Regions from separate parts of the Mus musculus genome. Here regions 1, 2 and 4 are each linked to region 3. A link is a loop called in an ENCODE intact Hi-C map of the cell type or tissue named here. Cell type or tissue: heart. All regions are shown on one strand. Links, peaks and the distances in the headings refer to the core of each region. The heading gives the core; the rest is flanking DNA. Region 1 holds the start of Msra (methionine sulfoxide reductase A). Region 2 has its middle 13 kb from the start of Msra. Region 3 overlaps Msra (methionine sulfoxide reductase A). Region 4 overlaps Msra (methionine sulfoxide reductase A).

Region 1 (4,487 bases), core at 144-4,143, 130 kb after region 3:
ACATATATGCATGCATTCATACATACAACATGGGAAGAGTGGTTATATCAGAAACTCTAGAACATAGTGCTTCTACCAGGCCCACTGTGTGCTACCATGTAAGCAGGAACCAGTCACCCAAACCTGCTCATGTTTCCATCCATTCGAGGTGGCCCAGAGGAAAGAAAAATTTAAAAGCCTTGAAGGTTTGAATCTTGCCTTCTTGCAGAATGTAAATCTGCCACCAGGCTGCAGCTGATAAAAGGGTACAGCCATCTTAGAGAATGCAAAGAGGGAAAGTCTGAAGCTGAGATGGCGGGTTTAGCTCCAAAGGCATCTGATGACAGTGCATGGCTGGGACTAGGCAAAGCAATACTAAACAGATGGGCCTTGTCACCTAAGAGGGGGCTCCACTGGCCACAGGGCTCTTGAGAGAACGGGGTACAGATAACAACAAGACTCAATAGATCATATAGAGACATGAGGAGAGCAGAGGCTGCAATAGAGAAGGATACAACTTCCCAACTAGGAAATATAAAGACTTTCATATTCATCATGGTCACCAAAACTTATAAGACGTAGTGAGGCACAGTGTTGCTGGAACCAAAGGCAACCCTAAGCAACTCCTCTAGCTTCCCTTCTCTCAGTTACTTTAGATCCCTCCCTACCAGAGACCCTCCAGCCTGCCATGTGACTGGGCGACATGACACCCATGCTCCTCTTATACTTGACTTTTAAAAAATCATTAAGTTTGGAGGCTGTGCAGCTGTGTAACCTATCAGAAGTCTCCCTCCATCTCTGCTGCAGATAACCCCTGGGACGTGTCTGTGGCTTTCACTGTATTTATGGTTCAAAGGAAACTCAGCGTCAAAAACTCCATGTTGTATTCAACTGTATTTCTACTTTGCACTCAAGGAATGTTTGTTTGAACTGAGTAGCACAAGGTTAATGGCTTAGCAAAATCTCCTAGCCTCTCCTCTCCCCTTTCAAGTCTGAAGAGATCAAGATAAGATATTTCCACTGTCCACAGAAGTATCCAGTAGCCTTGTGATTACGGGTCAGGTCAACGGATCGCTGGCCTCCAGGTTTATGACGCCTAACTCCAAACTAGAAAGATACCTAGAGGCCTATAATTTGTCAGCTCCTGCCCTAAACCCCTCTCCTCAACCCTCTCTGCCTGAAGATAAATGGAGCCTGAAAAAAAAAAAAAAAAAAAACAGTTTACCTGGCCACCTTCTTCTGGTTTTGCTAACTTACCAAATAAGTCATTCTCTTTGTCCCCACTCTTTCTAAAATATTCAGGTCCCTTTCCAAGTGGAAAGCACATGAACTTGGATTCTGTACTGGGAACAGTGAGAACCTTTCAGGAACGAATACTCCCAAGAGTGGGGGGTTAGAAACATTACAATAGGGCTGACAAGGTAAAAGGTCAACAAGAACTACAATCCGATTTCAACTCCTAGGTCCTAAGTGGTGCAAGGAGAAAACTGAGTCACACAGGTAATCAGCTGATCTTCTCACGTGCGCCTGGGGCTTAAGGGAGCACACACAGACACCTCTTAGAGGCTTCATCCATAGCACGTGGAGTTTCTGCAAACGGGGGAGACAACCCAGCATGCCCTTGAAATAACTACAAACTGGGGAGGGTTCTTGCAACCAGCTCTGGCCGAAAATTACACTTCAAAACCTAAGTTCCCAGCGTTGTTAGGTCTGCCTCCAGCGCTTCCATGAACTGGCACCGCTAGACGCTCCTAGAGGCCTAGGTGAAAAGGAAGACTAAGGCTGGGCTCCCACCAGACTCCACTAGCCCCAAATACGGAGCTGCAGACCAGCAAACGGGCTGGGTCGATCCCAACGCTAAAGTCTTTCAGAGCGAGACTCAAACAAAGAGAAGCACGCAGGCAGGAGACTGCCCAGCTGAGCTCCCGCCCTTCCCGGGCTGGGGGGCGGGAGAACTGGGGGGAGGGGGGGATTCGCTGCTTCTTTGCGCACGCGTAGACTCCGACCTGGGACCCACCCGCGGTCCCGCACGTCTTCTTCCGGGAGGGCGCTGTGCGCAGGCTCCACGCGCATGCTCAGCAGCCGTGCCACCTTACCTGTTACAGGGATCGGCTCGGTGCGTCCCGGCAAGGCTTCCTCTGCGGAGATGACTTTCGAAGCTGAGTCGCCCATCCTCCGTACCGGGTTGGCGCTAGAGAGGAGCTGGAGAGCCCTTCTAGAGGCGGAGAGCATGGGCGGCGTGTCCGTCTCGCGGGGCAGACCTCCAGGCCTGGCTGTCTCTGAGGGACAAAGTTCCCAGAGTACGTGAAGCCGCGCGGGCCAAAATTGATGCTGGCTGGGCGCCACCGCGGGAGGTCAGAGTTGCTGCCGTTTCTCCACCTCCGCAGCCAGGGTTCCGGGTGCGATGTACTCACTCAACCACAAAGTAGAAAAGGGAAATCAATGTGTGTGCATAAAAAGGCAGCGAGCTAGAAGAAAGGCAGACCTATAAGAGGATGGCTAGATGGACAGCTAGGAAATTTGTCTATTTCTATCGGAACCATCTTGATAAGTCACATCGATCCAAAGTGAAACCAAAGCACAATTCTCAACACCACAAAGGATCAAGTACTCAACATGAAATATAAACATATAGTGTGTGTACGTGTATAAATGTATAAATACATTCTTCAGCGCATCTCACAGCCCATAAAGTAAACAATGTAGGCACAAATACATTGTTAAACGCTTTATGTGAATGAAGTTAATGGTGAAGTTGGACCAGACGGACTTCAGAAATTATGAGAGAATATTCCTAAACTGAATCTCTAGCCTTAATCTTTAGGTGGCTAGGACCAGATGAGTGATTTCAGAGGTCCTGTATGAGATTTTTGATTTACACACTGCCAAAATGGGCGGGTAGTCTCACATGAAGGAAGGAACTGAGGATTAGCGCCCACAGGGATTTGAAGCTTTGAAGCTAAGCTTCTCCGTGGGTTTAGTTACCACTTTGTGTTCATGTGGGACTGTAATATAAGGACTAGGATTAGTGTACTGCATAGAATGTTGCCAGACACACAACGTTAAACAGATTAAGGTGTTTGTCTTATAATGTAAAAGTCTCCTGGGCCAACTTGTTCTCAACAGTTTACTTGTGGCTTGCTTTTGCTGTGACATTATGCCAAGCAGGTTCTTTCTACGAGGCCTTGCCTGAAACCATCCCAAGATCCAAGATGTCCCGTCCAGGCTTGAAGAGGGCCTGGTCACTAAAAAAAAATGTGTTAAAAAAAATTGTACTTGTAATTTACTGCCCTTTGACACACAGTGACTTGCTTTTTCTGTTTTGTGGTTGACAGAACAAGGGTCATGCAAGAAAAACTTCGTAACTAAATACTGTGTAACGGAAGAATTTGTAATGTTAAGGGAAACTGCTTGTGTAATGTTAGGTATCCCAGAACCACAGTCCATAATATTTAGTATGTAAGATATATATATATATATATATATACACACACACACACACACACATTTCTACTTACCTACCAAGGGGAAATGAGTTTAAAAAAATAAAGTAAAAGCATTGTTTAGAGTTTTATTATTCAGAGTAGTGGGTCTCTTACTAAAGTTTCTTTCCTGCCTTGTGGTCCTAGAAATCCAACTCAAAACACCAAGCTTGGTGGCAGGCACTTTTACCTGCTGAGCCATCTCTCTGGCCCCACTTTAAACATTTTGAGGGTTCTGTGTACACTGTTTAAATGTTTTCAATGATCCTAATGGTTGTACTATACTCATGCAAGCATTTTGAAAGAAAGAAGCATCTCAATTTCTTTAAAGTTTCCTTCATACAAGTTTAACCTTATTTAACAAACTAGCTGTGTTGGCTGAGTTGTTTCCTGGCTTGTTTGTTGATTACAAAGTCTCTCTCTGTAGCCGTGGCATGGAATTCAAAGACCCACCTGCCTCTGCCTCCTAAATCCTGGGATTAAAGCTGTGGCTACCATATCAAACCTCTGAGATTTGTTTTTTGAGGAGAGAAAATAATTATGCTATTTTCAGGACTAAGCATTGCTTTTCCTTTAGACTCCAACAACTTCCTTCTGAGCCAGCCTCCATATTTACTGTCACGTGCTGTAATTACATCCTAATTACACTCAGGCTTCTGGCAAGTTCTAACAATTTATATCCTTCAAGATACGGTGTTCACATTCTCTTGGGCAACAACAAAGAATCTCAGAACACAGCAGGTTCAAGAAAGTAGATTATTTCTCCTAAGGATGTCACTCTAGAAGAAAACGGTCTTCCACTAAGCAGGACCCTGGCTCTTCTTCGATAGTGAGTGAGCTAAAAAGAGAGCTCAGTCATGCTCATTCTTCTGGGCCTCAGTCTAGACCCAGAACCTACACAAAAATTCTGGGCGTGGCAGCACACTCGCTATAGATAAGGGTGCAGCATAAACTGGACCATGCCATGGGTAGAATGAAGGGTTTATTGGCAAGCAAACTAACCAAGGTGTCTTGGCACAGGGCAGA
Region 2 (4,487 bases), core at 346-4,345, 140 kb after region 3:
GTTTTATGTCAAGTTGGTATAAGCTAGAGTCATCAGAGAGGAAGGAGCCTCAACTGAGAAAACTCTCCAGAAGATCAGGATATAGGCAAGCCTGTAGGACATTTGGGAGTGGTGGTGGTGGTGGTGGGGTGCTGTTCATGACAGGGTTTCTCCCTATAGCTATGGCTGTTCTAGAACTCACTCTGTACACCAGGCTGGCCTCAATCTCAGACTTTCCTGTCTCTGCTATCTGAGTACTGGGATTAAAGGCCTATGCCACAACCGCTTGCTAGAACATTTTCTTAATTAGTAAGTGACCCAGGTGGGGAGGCCCAACTCATTATGGGTGATAATAATCCGGGGCTAAGAGTGGTCCTGGGTTCTTTAAGAAAGCAGGCTGAGCAAGCCATGAGGAGCAAGCCAGTAAGCAGTACCCCATGGCCTCTGCATCAGCTCCTGCCTCCAGGTTCCTGCCCTGTTTGAGTTCCTGTCCCGACTTCCTTTAATGCAGAAGTATAAGTCAAACAAACCGTTTCCTCGCCAGCTTGCTTTGGTCATGGTGTTTCATCCACTAGTAATCCTGACTAAAACACAGTCTCGCACTGTAACCCTGGCTGGCCTGGAACGCACTCTCTAGACCAGGCTGCCCTCATACTTAAGCTACCTGCCTCTCACTCTTGAACACTGGAAGGAAAGACGCGAACTACCATGACTGGCTGCTTTGCATTTTCCCATCACGTTTTTCAATTTTAAAATCTCCCAGAGTAAATACATAAATGCTTATTTAACAAAATAAGTCAGTGCAAAGATGAGCCGCGGCATCTTAGTAAAAAGGACAAGTGAGCAACCTACTTCAAGCAGCGTCTGGTTTTCTTGCAGCCCCACAGGCCATCCGACCTTGCTAATCTTCATCGTGTTAGTTTCCTCGAAGCTGGAAGGGAAAGATCAAATTTCCACTTCAGGTTTATCAAAAATTCTTATCACTTCAGATGAAATCAATGCTTTAAGTAGTTAATTGTCCAATTTTAGTTTACGTTTCAAAGGGGATCCGGTGCTCTGTTTCAGGGAGTTTGTTATGCTCAGTTCTCATTAGCAAACACATATTTCTAAGCTGATATAGCAATAATTACAGGACATGTTATGCTCTCAGCTTTATGAAAGACCCTTTTCTGATTTTCCTTCTACCTGATTCAACTTGTTTTTCTTTGCTTCCCTCAGTTAGGATCTTTGCAGGTAGCCCAGGCTGGCCTGGAACTCTTGACCCTCTGACCTTCGCCTCTTGAGTGCTAAGATTGTTGGAGTATGCTATCCCGCCAGGCTTGCTTCAAGTTTTTAAAAGATCTGATATTGAAGAGTTGTAAAGGACTACCTTAATATGCATAATTCCACTTAAACAGTGTTTGTTATGCAAACATGACAACCTGAGTTCAAATCCTCAGCTTCTACCTAAGGAGATGGGCATGGCCTTCACATACAGCTATAGCCCCAGCACTGTAGTGGGTGGAGACAGGGGAGCAATTCGGCTTGTGCCTACTGGCTCGGTGAGAAATCTTCTCTCAAAGGAATATGGCAGACAGTGATAAAACAGATATCCAGCATCCGCTCCCGGCCTCTCAGCGTGCCCACAGGGACGGAATTACTGTTAACCAGGCTTATGTGTAAGTCCTTACATAGCCAAATAAGTTTTCCTTAAATGGGCATATCTCAAACACTTTACATGACACCAAATATTCAAGGTAAAGAAGAAAACAACCATTTGAACGCCATCTACCAATGGTTTGTCTCTTTCCAGATGACAGTGCATTTAGGCTTATTTTCAAATGACCACAGTGACTTCTTAACCAAATAACTTCAACTCTGGTTTTGGTATATGCAAGATAAAGCACAGCTTAGTTGATAAATATTGTGGTTACTTACAGTGTTCAGTTTAATCTTACTTATGTCACCTATAAATTATCTGCAGGAATTTTCTAGACCACAATTGTCTTTCCACCAGCACTTCTTCAAACGGTGATCTTCCTTCAGGAGCACAAAGAGAGAAAAATCCATCTCTGCCTTGCGTCTTCCATACATTTCTCCATGTCTAGCAAGCTGAGTTTCGGGTAGCATTATGTTTCCACAAGCCGCTCAGAAAGCTTAATTGAGACTTAAGCGCTCAACAAATATTTGTGGAATTAAATTGAGTTTCAGTGATTATTCTGTAATTCTTAAAGCATGGAGACGTTAGAAGGTTAACCAAAAAAAAAAAAAAAGTGTTTTCAGTAAAAAAAAAAAAAAAAATCTGTCTAAACCCATCGCCGACGTCAGGTGATAATGAGGAGTTGCTGTTGGTTATTAGAGGTTCGTTAAAGAGAACCTTTCGATTGTTCTCCAGTCGCTGCTTTTTAAAGTCCCAGATTTCTAAGCTGTCTCGGTTGGAGATAAATTCACTTCCTTAAGCCATCTGGTGGCTCCCACCTGTAACTACATCATCTATTCAGCAGACATGCCCAATGCGGGTTCTGCCTTTACAGGGCCATCTCTTACAGGGTTTGTTTTGATGAACTGGTACCCAAGGAATGCATAGGTATTAAAATTCCAAGAGAAATCTTAGTGGTTCTAATCTCAGGGACACTTTAAATAAGAACAACATAGCAAAGACCATTGGTAATGGGATGAGTGAAAGCCTGTGAGTGTATTCTATTCATGAACTGAGGCAAACCGTACCGAGTGTTCCAGGAGTGTGCCTCCGTGTCGGGGTTATAAAACACTAGCATGAGGAGACCTGTGTACTCAGGAAGCACAGTCCAAATGACGACAAAAGCAGCTATGCTCGGTGATGGTGAGACTGTATGTATGTGCCTTGGTCGAGATGGGAAATCTGCCAGCTGCATCTCTTTCACCCCACACTCGACACCTATGGCTGTCTCCTCCGAGGAACATGCAGCATACACCAGAATAGACTTTCTCTTTTAGAATCAGCTCGTAAGACAACCGAACTGCAAGTGTGTTGTACACACTGACATCCCACCTTCCTGACCTTCCACAAAGCCAAAAATATTTACATCTCTGTGTAACGCTTAACCCTCAAGGTCACGATGATGCCCCTGAACTGAGTCATGTCTGGGAGACCAAGGACTCTTGTGTCAATAAACAAGCTCGCAGGGGCAGATCTAACTTAGCCAAATGTTCAGAGGCCAGAGGACAAGACAGGGGACACAGAATGGAGTCTTACCTACAGACGTCACCCCTACAGAATGGAGTGTTGTCTCCCAGAGAGAGAAGTCATTCCAGCCTTGGGAAGGCCAAGGAGGCTCTGAAAGGCTTGAAGCCTGAGGCCATTTCAGAACAGCAGATAGACTTCCACAGCCTAGAACAGGAGAGACTTAGTTAATATCACACAGGCAAACATAAGGATAAAGTATAACAAAGCAAAATCCACTTAGTAGCTTCAGGAACCACATCAGGCAGGAAGAATGCAATAAAGCCATGGCTGGCTGCAAAGTTAGACAGGAGCCAGAGGGGTGGCACATGCCTGTAATCCCAGCACCTGGGAAGCAGAGGCAGGAGGATCAGCAGTTTGAGGCCAGCCTGGGCCCTGTAGTGAGGTTACAAACAACAACAACAACAAATAGTCAAGGGCTTTGTGACTCCAGGGACTGTGGGTGGCTGACATGCTCAAGGATGTCCCACTAGAAATGGAGCCACTAAGCAACTTTAAATTAGGACCATAGTATAATGTCATAATTGTTAGAAGCAGATACTGCATTGAAAGGATGCAGAAAAAGACGTAGAAAGCCTGCTAGGGTACCATGCTCCAGACCAGACTTTATGAGGGATTCCAAGTGAAGAAGCAGCGACAGAGCTGCAGACATCATTGAGCAGAAGAGCAGGTCTTTGTAACTAGGACATAAAGGATTTGGCATAACCCTAGGGTTGTAGCTTAGTGGAAGTGCTCTTGCCTATATGCTGAGTCCTGTTCCAGAAAGAGAATATAGAAAAATTTAAGATAATTCCCAGATATATGGTCTATAGACCAAGGGTGGGGATGCTTCTGGCTCCTCCGGGCATTTTGCTCTGAGAGACAACAGACTGGGGTAGACAAGCATGAAGAGCCACAGAATTAATGAGCATAGTGCTGGGAGCGGTCACATCAGTGCCCCATGGGGCAGCACTAGTGCACCACAGGGGGTAGGCTGTGCAGGTCTCAGACACTGCAGGAGGTCAAGGCAGAAGATCTCGACTTGGAATGGATCAAAATCAAAGTTATGGGAGAGGGGAGAGCTCATCGGTAACCCAGCCCCTGCAATGTTCACGCTGAGATGTGTGCAGCACAAGTCAGAGGAAGAGACCCACACCCTCCTGTATGACCAGGGCGTTCAGATAACCCAGTGGACAAGTGAAAAGCTGAGCATCTTTTACGGCGCCTAGAAATGACTGTGGATCAGGGCGCGTGGGAGGCTCAGGGAGGGTGCAGATCCCGAGTCACAAGGATGCTATGGAGAGTTCTAAAAATAAGAATTTGCACT
Region 3 (4,487 bases), core at 240-4,239:
CTGGGGATCTCATGCCCCCTTTGACCCCGAAGCACTCTCTACAGCAATGTGACCCAAGTCCCATGCTGTCCTTGTCCCCCCTCTTCATCCAATACACTGTACATAAAGGGGCAGGAACCTCACCTAGCAGCACCCTAGGTCTCTGTAGCACAATTCCGCTGAGAACCCAGGTCTTCCCCTTAGCTGTTCTATTGAGAGGGCTTACTTTTTTGATTCTTTGACGGGGAAGGAGTCTAATCATGGTTTTTCTGTATAGCCTTAGCTGTTCTGGAATTTACTCTATAGACCAGCCTGGCCTTGAACTCACAGAGATCCACCTGCCTCTGTTTGCCTGGTGCTGGGATTAAATGTGTGCCACCACCTGGTACCCTTGGGTCTTCTACACGCCGAAATGACTAAAGTTGGTATAAAAGTGATGCCTAAACCAATAAAGTGTTGCTGTGGTAAATGACATCTTATTCCTGCCAGGAGCACCCTTCAAGTATACACAATTCCCACCTGGACTCCACTTACCACACCCTACCAGGATGTGGCACCAACAGCCCATAGGTCTATGGTAGCTATAACGACAGCCCATCCCAAAATTCTAAAAATTACACAGATTTTTTTTTTCAACTTGACTGTGTGGTTCTTATACATGAACTGTATAGATGACAACATTGAATTACAGTGGAAAGAGATGGAAATGCTTTCAAGAATCATGTCTCTTCTTTCCACTACAGACAAGCTCCATGCTGTCCTTGTCCCCCCTCTTCATCCAATACACTGTATATAAAAGGGGCAGGAACCTCATCTAGCAGCACCCTAGGTCTCTCAAAACAACATGGCTACCCTTCCTCAGTCACACCACAGGCCCATGTTCAGAGGCCTGCACGCCCCATCCCTCTGTCATCAGGCCTGTCTGCATCTAGGAATAAAATGGAAGTCAAGATCAGCAACAAGAGAAAAAGATGCAAAAAACAAACTTACCTTAAACTATATCTCCAAAGCTAGGGATGTGGGTGGAAGAGTTTCTGCCTAGCAAGCAGGAAGCCCTGGGCTCCATCTTCAGTCCTGCATAACGGGAACGCAGAGGTGCATGCCTAGAAGCCTAGCACTAAGAAGCTGGAGGTAGGGGGATCATGAGTTCAAGGTCATCCTTGACTCCTAGCCACTTAGTGACTTCAAAGCCAATCTGGGATATATGAGATCCTGTCTTAAGAAAACAACAAAAACAAAAAACAAAAGTCTACAATAACTAAAGACTGCCCTGGAAGGTGCTTCAAAGGACTTGGGGCAGTAGTTCTTAACCTATGGGTCATGATCCCCTTAAGGGGAAAGAGTCAAATGACTCTTCCACAGGGGTTATGTATCAGATATCCTACAAATCAAATATTCACGTTACAGCTTATAACAGCAAAACTATAGTTATGAAATAGCAATGAAATAGTGTTATGGTTGGAGGTCACCACACCATGAGGAACTGTATTAAAGGGTCACAGCATTAGGAAGGGTGAGGACCACTGAGCTAGGGAGAGGTGCTATCTAATTACCCAGTGCTTCCTCATCTTGGAAGCTCGCTCCAGTTCTTAGCTTGCTGTCCCATCAGTCTTGTGGGCATAGAAGGCCTGCTTAATTACAAGCATTCCCAGTCATTCTCCTCAGCCTTTCCCCTGGAATGCGTGGCTGCCACTCTTCTCCTCCCAGACCCAGCTTCAATAGTTTTCAGTCAAGGTTCAGGGAGAAACCCGCCGCACCGGGATTTGATTATTTACCAACATAATGTTGGCTGCAAGCCAGCGAGACACCAATACATTTTCCTTTGAAGCCTGACATATTGCCTGCTGTTTCTAAGTCTGTTTTCTCAGCTGGCCAACAAATAACCAGGACTGTTTAAAGAAAAAAAAAGTCACAATTCCAGGTGGGGAGGGGAGTGCTGTTCTCGTGATGGGTTCCTCATAGAGACACTGAACTCATTCTTCCAAAGTGACAAAGGTGTCCCCAGGAGTGGAGCACATTATCAGGCCTCTGACAGCTGCTGGTCCCCATGCGTCTGTGACCAGTTTTTCTGTATATTACTTTGGGAAAGGCCTGCAGAGGTCTGGCCCTGGTGGCAAGGTCAGCAGGTGGCAAGGGTATCAGCGTGTCCCCTGATGTCTTAGGATACACTGGCATGTGTTCTCCTTGTTGAAGGGCCCCCAAGACAACCTGACACAGATCATAGGTCTCTCAGAAGCTGGTTGTCTCAAAAAATCTACCATGAGGCCATTAGAAACCTAAGAGACAATAGGGGACAGCAGCTGCTGTCCCTTTCTAACAATCAACATTAAAGTTCTAGTCCTTTTCTTTAAAAGGAAAGTTTAATTGAGATGAGAGTCTCATTCTCTCACTATACAGCCCAGGTTGGCATAGGACTTGTGACCCTCCTATCTCACGCCCCTATATTACATGCCATTACATGTGTACACCAATGTGCAGTTAGACATTGTTGTCAAGGACAAGCTTTCAGATTTGGAAGTAACGGTTTGGGTGGCAAATAGATGCTCAAAGACTGTACTTTAAAATCTTAAAGGTTCTTTAAAAAAATTCTGGGTATGGATATGTGCCTGTTTGTGAGTCTCTGTGTGCATGAGTGCAGGCACATGAGGAAGCCAGCAGGGGGCATCAGATCTCCCTGGGCTGCAATTACAAGTGCTTGTGAACTACCCAACGTGAGTGCTGGGAACCAAACTCAGGTCTCTGCAAGAGGACTGTGCTCTTAACACTAGTCATCTCTCTAGCCCTAAAGTGTCAAATAACTCCTCTTTCAACTCTAGTTATGACCAGCATCTCTTGTCCTTCCTTTACCACACAGCCTTCTCCATTAGTAAGCTTTTTTTTTTTTTCCTCTGATAGATCCTCTTGCCTGTGGAGAATTTTCCAGAGTAGGAGTAGCTGTTCTGAGCTGACAACACTCCCCTGACCTGGGGGCTATAGCCTAATGCTCTGCTGAACAGAGTGGCCCACAGCCACCAGCTGTCACTTTCATTAAGATATTGGGAGCGGAGAAAAACCTTCCTGAGACAGGCATGGAGATCTGGCCAAAGTTGTTCTCAGAAGGGAGAAAGTAGGCTCGGAGCTTGGCTGAGTCTTTCATCTCCAGATGCTTCTGTTTCTCTGCCCACTTCACAGGACACTGTGCAGATTAGAGGGAGGGTGGCCACAGGGCGCTCTCAGACAGCACAGACAAAGGCATTGCGTAACTGCGAAATGTTCGCTTTCACTTTTGCAGAGTGTCAGCTGCCTCTAACCTGTGAGTGAGCATTAGCAGCAAGCCTGAGGGGCAACAGGGACCTGAGGCTGTGGCCTCCCCATAACATCAGCCCAGTCCACGAAGGGAGCGGGAGAAGACCTGGGGAAAAGATAGTTACTGACAGACAACAAAAAGCAGAATAAAAAATAGCTTGAGTTTAAAATAACTTGCTGAGACTGAATGCCAGGGACTTCGTTTAAGGAGCCGTCTCTGATTGCTGGGCACAACACACCTCTGTATTTTCTCACACCGGTGTGGCCTCGATCCCTCAAAGCCGATCTAAATGCTAACTGCAGCTCCGCAGTCACCAGCAGACTGGATCAAACCATAAAGCTGCCATGCAGGCATTCCGCTCAGCACATTGGACTCTTCAGTCACTTGATGAAGTTACAGTTGGTGACACTGTTTTGGCATAATGTATTGAGACCTCCAAGGCTGAAGGAGGAGTTTGGACAGGTAAAAAGTACCACTGTTGCTCTGGGTAACTGACAGGCAGGCAGATGTAGCCAGTGCTGTCTGCATTATTTGCTACTAAAATCGAAGGGGGGTAGGGGAGAGCTGGAGGAGTCTTTGCATTTTCCCAGCAAAAGCTGCATCTCAAGGGTCCTTCAGAGCACTCTGGGAACACACAGGAGTTTACAAATCAATTTACTAAATTGGCTTGGCTGGAAATCATGCTTTTGTATGTGGATCCGGCTGAAAGGCATTTTTTAAATCTATCGGGCCCTAGTGAGGCTCCTTCAAGCAGTGCAGAGAAAGGTGACATCAGAAAAAGGATGTCAGTTCCAAACCAAGTAGTCTCTGGCTCAAACCCTGCTCCAAAGGCCCGGCCACCCTGAGTAAGTCACATGACCTCTCTGAGCCAACTGCCTAGCTAGCCCACCAGCCCCTTGAATGCTGGCAGGGTGAAAGTCAAGCGCTGTCTCAATCTGGCCTTTTCCGTGTAGCTATAGGTGACCCAGATGACAGGAGCCCTCCCCACGCCAACCGTTCTCTCCTCTCCCATAGACAGGTGGACAAGTGACAGGAAAGGAGCAGAAAGCTCTGGAACCCCCATTGTGCAATGACTGCATACACTTAGCCAAATTGGGAACTTCATTTAAGCAGCAGAGAGAGCCAAGCTGCACTTCTAAAGACAGAATTTTTAGATGTCAGGCATATGCTATTTTGGGTTCTGTATAATTTTGCCCTTTAGATATTGTGAACTTGAATTCTG
Region 4 (4,487 bases), core at 270-4,269, 110 kb before region 3:
AGGATAATCACAGCTCTGAAGCCAGCAGTGGTTCCAACTGCCTGGGTACATTTGGAGATGGCTCCAGTGTGTGAGTGTGGGGGATGACTTTGCAAACCATCCCTTTGCCAGGAGCTTACTGCAGTAAAACTCAGCCCTCTTCTAACCTGGCACTGCACCACCAATAGGATCTGGGAGCTGAATTCAGGCCCCTGAATTCACAGCCATGGTGCTGAGAGCAATAGGGGCCATCTCTGATTTTGAATCCCAGTTTTACAAAGTACTACAGCCCAGAGCAGACATCAGCCCACTCTGCAGAGCACAACCACCTTTGTCCTTCACTGGCCTGCCTCCCACTTGAGGCAGAAATGAATGACCTTGACCTCAGCTCCAACCCGCCAGTGCAGTGCACACAGCTCAAGTGGGGTCCTCGTGGCCACCATGGGTGACTGTGCTCACGGCCCAGCTGCTCACTGGCAGGGCTGCAGGGCGCAGGACCTGACACTGCGGGCCTTTTCTCCCTCCTCCACTAGCAGCCAGTGGGCGGGCTTGCTCCGCCAGCTGCCATGGCAACGGGAAGATGGCTCTGTGGTGCCCAGAACAGATGTCACATGGGCCGCTGTGCTTGTGTTGGGGGTGGGGAGCTTGGGGGGGGGGGGGCACCAGGGGAGGGGCTGCGCCTTTGGAGTTAAATGGCCCCACCAGAGGGAGTAAGTCACATTTGGAAGGGAGTGCAGAGCAGTAGAATCTATTTTCTTTCTTGTCCCCGTCCTTTAAGTGCACTAAACGTACATGCACAAACACAAATGGCCTTTCATCTCCGCTCCTGAGGTGCTGGAGGCTCGCAGCTTTCTGGGCGGACATGAAAGCTGTTATCTCTCCAAGCCTCAAATGAACAGTGCCTCGGTGGCCCAACCTTGAGCAGGCAGCCCTCTGTTGTCTTTAAGGGACTGGCCGGGAGGCTCCATTCGGGTGAGTCCAAGGAACCTAGAATCATGCAGAGCAGAGACCAATCAAGGGGAAATTGAAAGGCAAACACACTGGGTTCTGTGGGCAACGACAAACCCAGCTCCAGGCTCCATACGCTTGCCGCTGAAATGAAAGAGTCCCTATGTCCCCTTCCTCCTCCCCATGGGGTCTCTGATCATATCACGCCAAAGGCCATTTTATACAGACTAAACTGGGGCAAGGCTTATAAATCTACCTGTCTGAACGCAAAGGCTCTTTGTCCCTGGAATAGATCTATCCTGGTCCGACTGCTGTATTAAAAAATTTCCACTGCTTTCCATTTCTCCTATACAGAACTGATATATATATATATATATATATATATATATATATATATATATATATACATTAATATGACAAATCCATATTCATTGGTAAGATAAGATATTATGTGAATACTAGGAAAATGCCAGGCATCAGTGGCCTATTTTCCTCTCTGAGACTCCAACCTCAGACCATGGGAACTTGGAGACAAGGGGGTGAAGGTATAGGTGCTATCTTAATCAGATGCATGACAGTCATTGCATGTGTGGGAGGATGGGGAAATGCTACATATAGTTATGTTGCACTGGGGTTTAATTCACAGGACCGGCGTGCTCAGAGCGGCTGCTTTGTGCCAAGGAATGCCACAGGGAAGAGGGGGAGGTGAGCAAAGCCAAGAAGATCTCATTCATCACCAAGAGGCAGAAACAGCACAGAAACTCTTATAATGGGTCTGATGAAGTGAGTGTTGCAAGCAAAGCATTATGGGAATGTGGAGAGGCAGGCTCTGAGAGAGGTGTCCTGGGGTGTGAAGAGACAAGTAGGAAGAATCTGGAATTGACAGAGCACCTGTGCTGTGACAGACATGTTATATACACAGCACACCGGATGGATCACAGAACTCCCTAAGAGGCAGTCACTGTTTTTATGTCTTTTTTTTTTTTTTTTTTAAATCAGGAAACCCATGCTTAGAGTGGTTTACAGTCCAAGGTCATTCACCAAGGACACAGCCATGCTGCCCTGTGTTTCTGCCTACAGACCGACAGAAGACGCAGCCCAGCACAGAACGCAGCTGCAAGCGTATCTGTCATTTTCTGATCTTCACTTAAACGGCAAGGTTCAGAGATCATGGGTTTCAAACAGTCCCTGCAGCTTACCTAACACACGTAAACACATAGCAATTAAAAGAAAAAGAATCGTTCATCTGGATGTAGCCAAAAATCTTCTCATGGATTACAATGGGTGCTACTGGGACTTTTCCATGTTCTTGAAAGATGAGTGGGGGTGGCCCCACAAACTGTATTCATTCATTTAAGCATCACCCTATGTTACTAGGGGGGTTTTTGTGTCTATACACAAAATGACCCATCTCCCAGCCCAGAAAGATTGCTGTATTTTAACAACAATCTGGCCTGCACCTGAGATCCTCAGGCATTTGTGGTTCACCTGAATGAAAAGCAATGATCAAGTGTGAATGATTGCCTGACAGTGCCCAGTTCTGTGCAGCTCTGGGAAGCTGCCCCTGCAAGCCAAAGTCCCCCACAGAAGACTAGCTTCCTTGACACTGCAGTGAAAGTCAACAACCACCAGGGGGCAGTAACACAAACCAGATATTTTTCCTCCGGGCCTGAATGTGGATGTGCCCGGTTTAATGCGTAAAGCCCATTATTACAAGCCTTTCCTCTCCCCACCCCCTATTAATGAACAAATGCCCAGGGGTAATGCAGAGATTTCTAAATACAGTGCAAGAAAGGGCAATCTGTACTCATACACAGGGAGTCTAACATGCAGTAATAAGTGGAAATGAAAATAATCAAGATGCAAGTGAGCCATTAGGCTAAAGAGCTAGCCCTCTGTCTGGCTGCAAACACAGAAATGCAGATGCCTGGCTCGCAGAAACGGGCATTTTAAAAATATTTATTTCACAAGTTCCTATTTAGAGTTCATAATACTATCCATAATTACAACCTCCGAGCTCCAAGAGGGGGTCTAACAAGAATTCCATATCTAGTATAGAGCACAGAGAGGGATGGTTCTCTCAGCCTAAGGTAAATGCATGAATTATTCAGGAACTTCCATGGGCATTTTAAATCATAACTTTGTGCTGTAAACAATAGCACACGTTAAAAAAAAAAAAGGTAAAAAGATGAAGAGCTGTCTAATCTCCAAGCCATAAAACAGCTACTGACACCCACAGTCTCCTAATGGTTGCTGTAGCGTTCCATAGGAATCCGTTGGCGTACTTACAGGTTTTAAACATAGCAGCAGAGAGAATATAATAACACGGAACCTACTTCTTCCCTGGGAACAAAGAATCCGGGATGATTCTGCCATTTTCGTGACAAAGGGAAGATTACGCAGTCCTTTCTTTTAAGTTGTTTGGAATTTGGGGCCTGTGGAAAAGGTGACAAGGCCACTGCTAGCAGCCTAGTCTCCGGAGTCACCCCATCACATCCCAATATTCATAACCTGATAGATTACACAGCTATTATCCACGCAACATGGCTGAAACACACGTGGAATTCTGAGTCAACTGACCATAACCCTCTACATTTTCTATTGAGGTTGTTCTGGGAATGAAAATGTACCCCTCTGGGCTTCAGTTTCCTAGCAACAGAGGTAGGAGAACAGATCTTGCCCTATGCCCTTGTGTGGTGTGAAGGTCATTCGGCATAATGGGAGGGAAAAATGTTAAGAACCCTTGAGATTTATGAAGACTCTCAGTGTGTGTCTTCTCTCCAGTTCACAGGAGGAACTGGAGCTGCAGAGACGAATCCAAGGTCACGTAGGTGAAGCCAGAGCCAGGGCCCCAGCTGGCTCTTCTCATCCAAGGCTATGATTCTTCCCTTCCCTCCTCGGAGCTGAGCACACACAACACAGCTGTCTCAGTCTGCTCTGGAAAAATACCTCAGACTGGAGGCACACAGCAGGACTGTGGACTTTGGTAAAGGGCAAAGTATAGCAAGGCAGGTTGTATTGCAAGGCCCCTTCTCCTGCCTCGTAGATGTTTAGGTTGTGTTTACACATCTTCCCTGAACACAGGAGTAAAAACAGAAAGTAGCCCCCTGGTGCCTACTGCCTTTTCTTCTAAGGACGAAAATCCCTCCGTGGGAGCTCTATCAGTATGACCTCATCTAACCCAAATTACCCAGATCAAAAACCATCACACTAGGGGAGGAGAAGGCTTTAGCAGAGGAGGTTCAATGGAGAAATCCCAGAAATATTCAGCCCATAATAAAAGACAATATGACGGACTTGTTCATCTCCCCATCTCTTTAATTTAGGTCAACAAATATTCGCAGGGCATGTGCTAGGAGCCAAGCACAGTTGCAGGCACTGTGGACACAAAGATGAATAGGAGACCCTGAAAGGATGGCTTAGGACAGAAAATGTCAGTATAGGTCCTAGGAAATTCCCTTCAGGGTAGGGTTTGTGTGACTGGTGAGCACTAGGGACTGTACAGGGACTGGTCGGTTACAACCTTCCCAAGAACTTCTTTCAGACAGCTCTGCTCAAAA

Evidence for each region. Peaks named below come from ENCODE experiments on the same cell type or tissue, not always from the same donor. Only the 100,000 strongest peaks of a DNase experiment are listed, where the experiment ranks them.
Region 1: it touches region 3 in a loop (2.2-fold over the local background); 7 of 42 quality-filtered maps call a loop at or near these places.
Region 2: it touches region 3 in a loop (2.6-fold over the local background); 5 of 42 quality-filtered maps call a loop at or near these places.
Region 4: it touches region 3 in a loop (2.1-fold over the local background); 7 of 42 quality-filtered maps call a loop at or near these places.

The regions. Positions count from the first base shown.
Region 1 is chr14:64,438,635-64,443,121 of GRCm38, forward strand. Msra (methionine sulfoxide reductase A) reads right to left here and starts at 2,406. Exons shown (of 6, transcript NM_001253712.1): 1 at 2,076-2,406. The coding sequence starts at 2,211. In heart, for the core only: a CTCF peak has its summit at 2,361; a DNase peak (open chromatin) is centred at 2,037; H3K4me3 peaks cover 1,854 bases; H3K27ac peaks cover 2,623 bases.
Region 2 is chr14:64,451,566-64,456,052 of GRCm38, forward strand. It overlaps a transcript of Msra not described here. Among named protein-coding and RNA genes, the nearest start is that of Msra, 13 kb to the left of the region's middle. In heart, for the core only: a CTCF peak has its summit at 2,432 (motif pointing left); no DNase peak of the experiment used is centred there.
Region 3 is chr14:64,306,870-64,311,356 of GRCm38, forward strand. All of the region lies in intron 2 of Msra (methionine sulfoxide reductase A), which reads right to left. It overlaps Gm52131 (a long non-coding RNA gene), which reads right to left. Exons shown (of 2, transcript XR_003951179.1): 1 at 1,533-4,487; 2 at 1-1,053. Among named protein-coding and RNA genes, the nearest start is that of Gm52131, 4.6 kb to the right of the region's middle. In heart, for the core only: CTCF peaks have their summits at 525 and 2,636 (motif pointing right); a DNase peak (open chromatin) is centred at 3,202; H3K27ac peaks cover 1,286 bases.
Region 4 is chr14:64,199,445-64,203,931 of GRCm38, forward strand. All of the region lies in intron 5 of Msra (methionine sulfoxide reductase A), which reads right to left. Gm52129 (a long non-coding RNA gene) reads left to right here. Exons shown (of 3, transcript XR_003951176.1): 1 at 1-951; 2 at 1,574-1,710; 3 at 3,712-4,487. Among named protein-coding and RNA genes, the nearest start is that of Gm52129, 2.3 kb to the left of the region's middle. In heart, for the core only: no CTCF peak of the experiment used is centred there; DNase peaks (open chromatin) are centred at 507, 2,567 and 3,807; H3K4me3 peaks cover 693 bases; H3K27ac peaks cover 2,366 bases.